Regions from separate parts of the Homo sapiens genome. Here region 2 is linked to region 1. A link is a loop called in an ENCODE intact Hi-C map of the cell type or tissue named here. Cell type or tissue: HCT116. All regions are shown on one strand. Each heading gives the region's core, and the rest is flanking DNA. Links, peaks and the distances in the headings are about the cores only.

The links. A loop is a pair of places that touch in the nucleus more often than their neighbours do. Peaks named below come from ENCODE experiments on the same cell type or tissue, not always from the same donor. Only the 100,000 strongest peaks of a DNase experiment are listed, where the experiment ranks them.
Region 2: a loop joins it to region 1, with 7 times the contacts of the local background. A loop is called at or near these places in 11 of 110 quality-filtered maps.

Annotation. Positions count from the first base shown.
Region 1 is chr22:44,682,506-44,687,876 of GRCh38, reverse strand. It overlaps a transcript of PRR5 not described here. Among named protein-coding and RNA genes, the nearest start is that of PRR5, 17 kb to the left of the region's middle. RefSeq lists enhancers at 1,550-2,050, 1,931-2,250, 3,227-3,766. In HCT116, for the core only: CTCF peaks have their summits at 2,720 and 2,921 (motif pointing right); DNase peaks (open chromatin) are centred at 2,306 and 2,936; H3K4me3 peaks cover 948 bases; H3K27ac peaks cover 449 bases.
Region 2 is chr22:45,084,827-45,090,197 of GRCh38, reverse strand. No RefSeq gene overlaps it. Among named protein-coding and RNA genes, the nearest start is that of NUP50-DT, 76 kb to the left of the region's middle. In HCT116, for the core only: no CTCF peak of the experiment used is centred there; no DNase peak of the experiment used is centred there.

The DNA of each region.
Region 1 (5,371 bases), core at 285-5,284:
CTTGAACCCGGGAGGCGGAGGTTGCAGTGAGCCGAGATCGCGCCAATGCACTCCAGCCTGGGCGACGGAGTGAGACTCCATCTCAAAACAAAACAAAACACAACCTCAGACATTAAGTGAAAGTGTGGCAGCCTTGTGGGGGTGGAGAGAGGGTGTTGAGACGGAGGGTTTATTAAACTGTGATAGCAGCCAGGAGACCAGGCGCGGAGCAAGCAGGATGCTGGGAGGTGAAACTGAATTCTCCACAGAACACCAGAGGGCTTGAGGAGCTGCAACCTTAATAAAATGTAGCCTAGAAAAAGATCTACCCACTGACAATAAGAGATGACAAGAAAACTTGTCTGACTCCTCCTGAGCTTGAGGTAGGAAAAAGTGTGCAGTTCTCCTGAGGGACTCTAGCCATGGGTCTGCTCTAGCCTGGGATTAGGTTTGTATTTATAAAGCCTAACCCAACCGATGAGAAAGTGGCCCCAGGCCTGTGACAGCCGTAGGCTGCTTGGGAGAGCAATTATAAAACGCTCTGGATAGGGAAATCATCATTAACAATAATTTATCATATATTTCAAAGTAGCTAGAAGAATTGTAATGTTCCAAATGCAAAGACAATATAGATGTTTGAAGCGATGGGTTTCCCGATTACCCGGATTTGATCAAACACATTGTGTACAGGGGTCAAAATATCACACATACCCCAAAAGTATGTACAAGTGTTCTATATCAGCAACAATAAACAATGCTCTGGGAGGCATGCCCACGAGCTGGGATTCTCACAGATAAAGCCCTTGCTGGAGATAAACTCATGATCCCAAATTACACAACACACAGAAACAGACCAGCCTGAGGGAGGGACAAGCAAACACCACACATACCAGAAGGAAATTCCCGAGAAACCATTGGAGGAGACTGTAAAATTAAATTTGCCTCACATAATTAAAGATGTAAAAGAAGGAATCAAATATCGTATTTGCCGGGTGTGGTAGTTCATGCCTGTAATCCCAGCATTTTGGGAGGTCGAGGTGGGCAGATCATGAGATCAGGAGTTCAAGACCTGCCTGGCCAGCATGGCAAAACCCAGTCTCTATTAAAAATACAAAAATTACTTTGGGAGGCCAAGGCAGGCGGATCATGAAGTCAGGAGTTCAAGACCAGCCTGACCAACATTGTGAAACCCCATCTCTACTAAAAATACAAAAATTAGCTGGGCGTGGTGGTGTACACCTGTAATCCCAGCTACTCAGGAGGCTGAGGCAGGAGAATCGCTTGAAGCTGGGAGGTGGAGGTTGCAGTGAGTGAGCCAAGATCGAGCCACTGCACTCTAGCCTGGGCGACAGAGCGAGACTCCATCTCAAAACAAAACAAACAAATAAAAAAAATTAGCCAGGCGTGGTGGCACATACCTGTAATCCCAGCTACTCGGGAGGCTGAGGCAGGAGAAGCTTTTGATCCCGGGAGGCACACGTTGCAGTGAGCCGAGTTAATGCCACTGCACCCCAGCCTGGGCGACAGAGCGAGTCCCTGTCTCAAAAAAATCAACAACAACAACAACAACAAAAACACAAGAATAGAACAAGATGTTGTGAAAGCCAGGTGCCCAATAGGGGAACTTCTTTTTCTTTTCTTTTTGTTTTGAGACAGTCTCACTCTGTCGCCCAGGCTGGAGTGCAGTGGTGCGATCTCAGCTCACTGCAACCTCTCTCTCCTGGGTTCAAGGATTCTTGTGCCTCAGCCTCCAAGTAGCTGAGATTACAGGTGTGTGTTACCACACCTGGCTAATGTTTGTACTTTTAGTAGAAACGGGGTTTCACCATGTTGGCCAGCCTGCTCTCACTCCTGACCTCAGGGGATTTGCCTGCCTTGGCCTCCCAGAGTGCTGGGATTACAGACGTGAGCCACCATGCCGGGCCCCAATAGGGGAACTTCTGATGTGTGGCATCATCACGGTGCTCCCCCAGGGAGAAAGGATGGTACCACGGAAGCCAGGGCCCTGGGCACAGGGCCTGCAAGTGGAACCATCTTTCTGGGCACTATCTGGGTTAGAAGGGGACAAAGTTAGGCGGAAGGGGCATCACGTATCTCGGCTTTGATTCCAGCCCCACCCTTGGTGCTTGGGATTCTGTGTAGAAGTTCTGAGCAACTCCAGCATGTGCCTGGGCATGTCTGAGAGGGTGTCAGGCACCACAGCCCACGCCTGGCAGAGTCACGGTGGCTGTGAGTGTGCCTTTCACTGGGGAGAGCTTGTGGCTTTCACTGGGGAGAGGGGTGTGGCTTTCACTGGGGAGAGGGTGTGGCTTTCACTGGGGAGAGGGGTGTGGCTTTCACTGGCGAGAGGGGTGTGGCTTTCACTGGCTTCTCTGAAAGCGCAAGGCTCCCACCTTAAGGAGAAACTGAGGGATAAGCATGGCCCTTCTCTATGGAGCATCCACAGATTTGGGGTGGAGGAGGGAAAACATTTTTCTGATTAAATACACATGGCTCTATTCCAGACAGAGGAGAAATCGTTTTTTGTTTGTTTGTTTTGAGATGGGGTCTTGCTCTGTCCATTCTAGTCTCCACTGTCCATTTTACAGATGGTGAGACTGAGGCCTTGCACAGGAGTGGGATATGTAGGGTCACCAGCAGAGCAGGACTGTCCCAGTGCATGGGGTAAAGGACACATGCTCACTCACGGAGGCCCTACTGGGTGCTGGCACTGCGTACCCATCTACCCTCCGACCTGGGGCAGACCTACAGGCCAGAATTTCCACCCACATTTTTCAGAAGAGGAACCAGAGGCTCCGAGGGAAAGCTGACTTGCCCGGGTTGTAGGGTGAGTGAGTGGAAGGGCTGAAATCAGAGCCCAGCTGTGACTCTGGAGCTACACGCTTCCCACGGTCAGTAACCCCAGCGGCCACCAGGAGCGCCTACTTCGTGCCGGGCCCTGAGTCCCGGGCTGCCACTTCCCTTCCCCTGAGAGCCACAAGAGGGCAGTAAAGGGAGGCTCCAGAATCCCCAGGAGGGAGGACGCCTGAGCCTCCAGAGATGACATTTCACCAGGGCCTGGAAGGATGACCTCACCCAGCACGGCCAAGTGGAGCACAGACCAGAGCGACAGGAAGGGGCTGCTCCCCTACTGTGGACGCTGACATCAGCCCGGCCCTGTGCTCTGCACCCACACCCGCTGTCTGCCCCTAACCTCACAACAGTGCCCTGGGCAGAGAGCTGGGGGCGGGTGCAAGCTGGGCAACACCAGGCAGCACAGGCAGTTGGACCGCGGGTAGGAGGTGACCCTCAGGCATCCTGACCCTGGTCCCCAGTGCTCTTTGCCCCTTCCCCATCATCCCCAGGACATTTTCTTTTGAGTCTCGCTCTGTTGCCCAGGCTGGAGTACAATGGCGCGATCTCGGCTCACTGCAACCTCCACCTCCCAGGTTCAAGTGATTTTCCTGCTTCAGCCTCCTGAGTAGCTGGAACTACTCAGCTGCCGCCACCACGCCCAGCTAATTTTTGTATTTTTTTTGGTAGAGACAGGGTTTCACCATGTTGGCCAGGCTGGTCTTGAACTCCTGACCTCAGGTGATCCACCTACCTCGGCCTCCCAAAGTGCCGGGATTACAGGTATAAGCCACCGCGCCTGGCCATCACCAGCACATTTTCTACCACTCTCGAGGCTGGATCAGACTGGCTTCCAGCTCCTGGCCTCACTGGGCTCACAGCTCAGGCTCTGTGGGCACTGGGGTGGGGGCTGGGGTGGCCACAGGTGGCTTGTTTAACTGAAAAGCCCCAGGCCCCTCCTCAGCCCACCCCTCTGGCCCGGGCCCTCCTGGACCCTCAATCAATTCTGGAAGTCCTGGTTTCGACACCCCCACCCAGTCCGGGGGACACACCCTACCTGTCGCTGCAGTCAAAGCCAATGAAACCAACCCCTGCGAGGGGCCCAGCCCCTGTTCCTGGGCTAGGGCTTCTGACAAAGGATTGGGCTGGCCCCTCTTCAGCCATCCATGAACCCTATCAAGGATGACAGGGGTGGACACAGTTGTTCATCCGTGGAAGCTGCTTCCATTCCCCGGGTGGCTCGCGAGTAGGCTTCTCATCTTACTGATGGGGAGACTGAGGCTTAGGATGTAGCTAATGAGCCATGGGGAGGAGAGAGGGGGTGACTCTGCAGCCAGGGCTTGGGACCCCAGAGGGACTGGATCTGAGGCCAATCAGAGGACCTGATTCAGAGGTCCCCAAGGGTCTATGAGTTGCCCTTTGTTGGGGCCTAAGGCAGGGTGGCCTGGGAGGGTGGACACAGTCTCCTGGCTGGCTCCCCCCAGCCCCTGCCCTCCTTCGGGGTGCTGGGCGTGGGAGGAAGGCTTTGCCCAGCCACCTGGCCCTGGCCCCAAGGGGGCTCCTCATTCAGATCTTCTCGGCAGTTTCTGGTTTTGAGTAACCTAGGTCTGGGCCCTCTGTCTTGTGGTTCTGGGTGTGGGTGGCAGATGGGGTGGGGGCCAAGGCAAGAAGCCTCTTCCTCAGGAGCTGGGGCTGCCAGGTGGCCCTCAAGGTGGGTGGCTATCTCGACTACAAACTCTGTCGCTCCCCAAGCACTGGCTTGGCCCACTTGGATTTCCCCAGACTCAAGGGGCAGATGACAGGAAGGGGCTCTCCAGGGCTTCACTGCAGGGATAAGGCCAGAGGGTGGCCATGCAGTTAGAAGCTCCCAGCTTCTTGCAGGCAGCCTGAGCAATCAGCTCCCAGGGTCTGAGAGGAGAGGCAGGGGACCCAGGGGCCTCCTTGAAACCTCCTGAGTGAATGGGAGCAGAGGCCAGCTTCCTGGTGGAAGGCTCTGTCCTTGGAAGTCAGGCTCAGTTCATGTCCACATGCTCACCCTTCACTTATTTTGGGATGATCTTCCCTTAAGCCTGGTCTGGTTGGCCAACTCCTATTCATCCTGCAAAACCCTTCTTGGAGTAACCTAATCCACCAAAGTCTTCTCTGTAGCCCTGCCCCACCACACACACATCTGCGTTTAGAGGACAGTACTGTCCAGACCTCCCGCTACAGTGGGCACATTCCCTAGTGGGCTCAGAGAGGCCTTGGGCGGCCCTGCAGAATGAGAGCGGCAATTTCCTTAGGTGACTCCTGTAATTATAACATGGCTTAGCAGCTACTCAGCTCTGGCCACACGCCAGGTACCATGATTGTCTCTGCGACATTCCCGTGTCGAGAGAGCCATCTGCAGCCTCCTTTTAACTCAAGTGTTTCTTGAGAACCTCCTATGGGCCAGGCCTGAGCTAAGTGCCGGATTCAAATCTGACCTTGGCCAAATCAGTCACCCCGTGCCGGCCTCCATGTCTTCACCAGGCTTTCATAATTGCTCTGTGAGAAGGCAGAGTGTGAGGCGCAGGGGGTC
Region 2 (5,371 bases), core at 282-5,281, 400 kb before region 1:
TGCAAGCAACTCTAGACCAGCACTGTCCAGAGAAGTGAGCCACATTGGCCATTTAAAATTCTCCAGAAGCCCCATTAAAGAGAGAAAAAATCAAATGAAGTTAATTTAATTTTATTTTAATTTTGAGACAGTCTTGCTCTGTCACCGAGGATGGAATGCAGTGGCTCATTCATAGCTCACTGCAGCCTCGGCCTCCTGGGCTCAAGTAATCCTCCCACCTCAGCCTCCCAAGTAGCTGTGACTATAGGTGCACGCCAGCACACCCAGCTAATGTTTGTATTTTTTGTAGAGATGGGGTTTGCTGTGTGGCCCAGGCTGGTCTCGGAGTCCTGGGCTCAAGTGATCCTCCTGCCTTGGCCTCCCAAATTGCTGGGATTATAGGAGTAAGCCGTTGTGCCTAGCCAAAGTGAAATTAACTTTAATCTTCATCTTAGTTCAATATATCTGAAATATTATCCATTCAACATGCAATCCACATACAAATTTGTATTATTGTTGTTATTTTTTAGACACAAGGTCTTGCTCTGTCACCCAGGCTGGAGTGCAGTGACATGATTATGGCTTACTGCAGCCTCAACCTCCTGGGCTCAAGAGATCCTCCTGCCTCAGCCTCTTGAGTAGCTGGGACCACAGATGTGCACCACCATGCCCAGCTAATTTTTAAATTTTTTATAGGGACGGGCTCTTGCTATGTTGTCCAGGCTGGTCTTGAAATCGGCCTCCAGCAATCCTCCTGCCTCTGTCTCCTAAAGCTCTAGGATTAGAGTCGTGAGTCACTGCACCTAGTCCACACAGAAATTATTAATGAGATATTTTACATCTTTTCCCATACATGCTGAGTCCTGCAATATGACAGTGACAGAAGGTGACAAAGATATTTAGAAACAAACTTACTAGGTGGAAAGAGGGAGTATAGAAATGAATGGCCTTTGGATAAAACCTTCCTCCCTTTGTGACTGGGCCACTCACCAACCCCTTAAAGTCTGTCCCCAGCTCAAGCTCAGGTGCAGCTGTCCCTGTGGAATGAGCCTCATGGGTGCTTTGAGGGCTAGACAGGGTGAGCTGGCTGTGCTGCAGGTCTTGCTCAGACCCTGGTGAACTGTCCCTGAATCCCTGTCTTGTTCATTCATCCAATATTTATTGATCACTGCCAATGCAAAACATGGCATACACAACATTCCATTGATCGACAACCTTCTGCCCCTGGTCTCCTCTCCTTATGACACGTTTGGAGCCTCTCAGCCTTGTCTCATTCCCTCTCATGCTAGGAGAACTCCAGTACTTGGCTTTGAACCTGACTGCTAGAGACAGAAACCTCAGCCAGCTATGGAGAAAGGGGGCCCTCCTCTCCTGCAGCTGCAGCAAAGCAGGTGTTATTCTGCATCATAAACCATCCTGGCCAATGTTTCCAAGAAAGAGATCTTCAGAGGTTGTTGCTATGCCCTGGGAAAGCTGCCTTCAATCTCCAAAACATCTGTAATCCTCATCAGGTTTCTTACTCAAGAAGTTGTGGCCCTGGGTAACGCTATATGTGTCAAAACCTGTTTTCTAAATTGTATATTTGGCTGGCTTCTCAGACCTCTCTTCCACCCCATCTACTAGAGTGACCTTTCTCAATTCCAAATCCGCTTAAGGCAAAGAGCTTCATCAGTGCATCCTTCTTCTCCCTGTTCACTTAAAAATAAATCACTATATACACATTTAGAAAAAGAGAGAAGACTGGCCGGGCGTGGTGGCCCACGCCTGTAATCCTAGCACTTTGGGAGGCCTAGGTGGGTGGATCACAAGGTCAGGAGATCGAGACCATCCTGGCTAACACGGTGAAACCCTGTATCTACTAAAAATACAAAAAGTTAGCCAGGCGTGGTGGCACATGCCTGTAGTCCCAGCTACTTGGGAGGCTGAGGCAGGAGAGTGGCTTGAACCCGGGAGGTAGAAGTTGCAGTGAACTGAGATTGCACCACTGCACTCCAGCCTGGGTGACAGAGACAGACTCCTCCTCAATTAAAAAAAAAAAAGAAAAAGAGAAGAGACTTTATTTCTTCTAAAGGGTTCCACCCTGCAAGGTGGCCATGGAGCAAGGTGGGAAGTATACCTCCGGCCAAGACCAGAGACAGGCTCTTTGAAGGAGGAGGGGTTGGGCCTGACCAGGCTGGCTAATCATACATATTCAACAGGTTACAGGAGGAGCTATGAATATTCATGAAGGTGTCCTGACTCATGCGTACTGAATAATCATGCACGTCACAGGTGACCCATGTTCACTTTGGGATGGAGACTCCACATTTAAATGTATTACAATCAGGCCCAAAAGATCCTTTCAGGACAGGAAGGCCTGAAAGTGCACTCTGTAAACCCGCCGGTGCCAGTCCATGGTGGGTGGCCTTCTTATCAGGAGAAAGTTACAGAAACCAGTGTCTTGTCCAGTCAAAGCTGGAATTAGGGCTGGTGGAACAGGAGGTCATTAGTTAGCATCTGGGAGCTAGATGAGTTGCAAGTGTTTGAATCTTGCTCATCTTGAGGCCAGGGCTTATTTAGCTGCTGGAGAACAAGGAAAAACCTTGTGGCAGGTAGAACCTCATTTTTTTGTTTGTTTGTTTGTTTTGTTTTTTGTTTTTTAATTTTTTTTTTTTTCGAGATGGAGCCTCACTCTGTCGCCTAGGCTGGAGTGCAATGGCATGGTCTCAGCTCACTGCAACGTCCACCTCCCGGGTTCAAGCAATTCTCCTGTCTCAGCCTCCCAAGTAGCTAGGACTACAGGCATGTGCCACCACACCCAGCTAGTTTTTATATTTTTAGTAGAGACAGGGTTTCACTATGTTGGCCAGGCTGGTCTTGAACTCTTGACCTCATGATCCATCCACTTCGGCCTCCCAAAGGGCTGGGATTACAGGCGTGAGCCACTGCACCTGGCTCCTCGTCTGTTTTTTAAGTGTAGGGGCGCAGCATTCAACCCTTGTGACCATAGGTCCTGTTTACAATTTGGTATCTTTTTGTCACAAAGAGTCTGTTCTGTCTCTCTTATGATGTCTATTCTAGCATTAATGCTGGCCAGTTGTTGTTTGTGCTGTTTGTTTGACTGGGACATACTATTTTATTTTATTTTTATTTTTTTGAGACAGAGTCTTGCTCTGTCACCAACCTGGAGTGCAGTGGCATGATCTCAGCTCACTGCAACCCCCGCCTCCCAGGTTCAAGCGATTCTCCTGCCTCAGCCTCCCGAGTAGCTGGGACTATAGGTATGTGCCACCACGCCCAGCTAATTTTTGAATTTTTAGTAGAGACGGGGTTTCACCATGTTGGACAGGCTGGTCTCAAACTCCTGACCTCATGATCCACCCACGTCAGCCTCCCAGAGTGCTGGGATTGCAAGCGTGAGCCACGTGCCCAGCCTGACTGAGACATATTAATTGGTACTTAAAAGCACTTACTATGTGCTTTAAACCATAAAAAGGAGAAAATCTGATGAGCCGTGTCTGACCTGTCCTGTCATGGCCAGGAACTCATAAGATTTCTCTGGAGTCCCCTTGGCCACAGGAGGTCCACTCAGTTGGTGGAGCACTTAGGATTTTATTTTTAGTTTACATGCCCCACAGATGTGGGGTTAGACAAAGAAAGAAAAACAGAGACTGGGTTTCGTAGCAAGGATTCACGAGCCCAGACCCATTCTGCTCTAGGAGACATTGGCAGTGTCTAGAGACATTTTTGGTTGTCACACTGGGCAGGGGGTCCTCCTGGCAGGTAGTAGGTGGAGGCCACGGATGCTGCTCACACCCTACAGAGCACAGGGCAGGCCCCACCACAGGGAGGGACGGATCCACCCTCGGGTGTCAGTAGTGGTGAAGCTGAGAAGCCTGTGATATGGTTTGGCTCCGTGTACCCACCCAAATCTCACCTCAAATTTTAATCCCCAAGTGTCGAGGGAGGGACCTGGGGGGAGGTGATTGGATCATGGGGGCAGTTTCCCCCATGCTGTTCTCATGATAATGAGTGAGTTCTCACAAGAGCTGATGGTTTAAAAGTGTGTGGCTTGGCCGGGCAAGGTGGCTCATGCTTGTGGTCCCAGCACTTTGGGAGGCCGAGGCGGGTGGATCACCTGAGGTCGGGAGTTCAAGACCAGCCTCACCACCATGGAGAAACCCCTATCTCTACTAAAAATACAAAATTAGCGGGGCATGGTGGCATGTGCCTGTAATCCCAGCTACTCAGGAGGTGGAGGCAGGAGAATCGCTTGAACCTGGGAGGCGGGGGTTGCAGTGAGCTGAGATGGCGCCATTGCACTCCAGCCTGGGCAACAAGAGTGAAACACCGTCTAAAAAAAAAAAAAAGTGTGTGTGGCTTCTTTCACCCCCCCCTTTCTCTCCTGCTGCCTTGTGAAGGAGGTACCTGCTTCCCCTTTGCCTTCTACCATGAGTGTAAGTTTCCTGAGGCCTCCCAGCCATGCAGAACAGTGAGTCAATTAAACCTCTTTTCTTTATAAATTACCCAGTCACAGGTATTCTTTATAGCAGTGTGAGAACAGACTAATACACCCTGCTCTGGGGCTGACAATCGAATCCTGGCTCTGCCTCTTCCTAGATTTGGAACATTGGGCTATTTACCTTACCTCTTTGTGCCTCAGTCTCTTGGTTTGTAAAACAGGAATAGGAATAGTACCATCCTCATGGAGTTTATTTGAGGGTCAAAATGAATGGATACATATAGAGTGCTAGAACAGGCCTAACACACAGTAAGTGCTTTTAAGTACCAATTAATCTGTCTCAGTCAAATAAACAGCACCTCCTTAGAGACAGACTCTGCTCTAGGTGGGGAGAAGATGCATAACAGTGCAGCAAACAGATGGAGCCCCTGTGCTCCTAGAGCCTGAGAGATGCTGTGGATTCCACTCAAGTCAACTAGTATGGGGCTTGTCATCCTGCCCTGAAGGCGGTTCTTTTCCAGGCTTTTTGTCTTGGTGAACTGCTTCGTCAGCCAGCTAGGTACCCTGGCCCAAAGCCCACCACACCCTCCCTTACCTGCTCCCAGCCAGTCTGTCCTCAGCTCTGTGAGAACTCCGTATCCTCACCTCTCCCATCCATCCCTTCCATTGTGATTGCCTTGGTGCAAAGTCTCCATCGTCTCTTCCCTAGACGAGTTCAACAGCTGGTCTCCTAATCACAACCCCACTATTCCCCCCAATCCATGTTCCAGAAGGAACTTTTCTTAACTGCAAATTCTCATTATCTATGAGAAAAACCAACTCTATGCTCATCTGCAGGGCCCAGGTGGCCCTACAACATCCACCCTTCTGCCTGTCCTGCCCCAGCCCTGGCCGCGCCTGCCTGCACTTAGGGTGGAAGGACCCAAGGCCTTAGACTGTCCTCAGGGAACT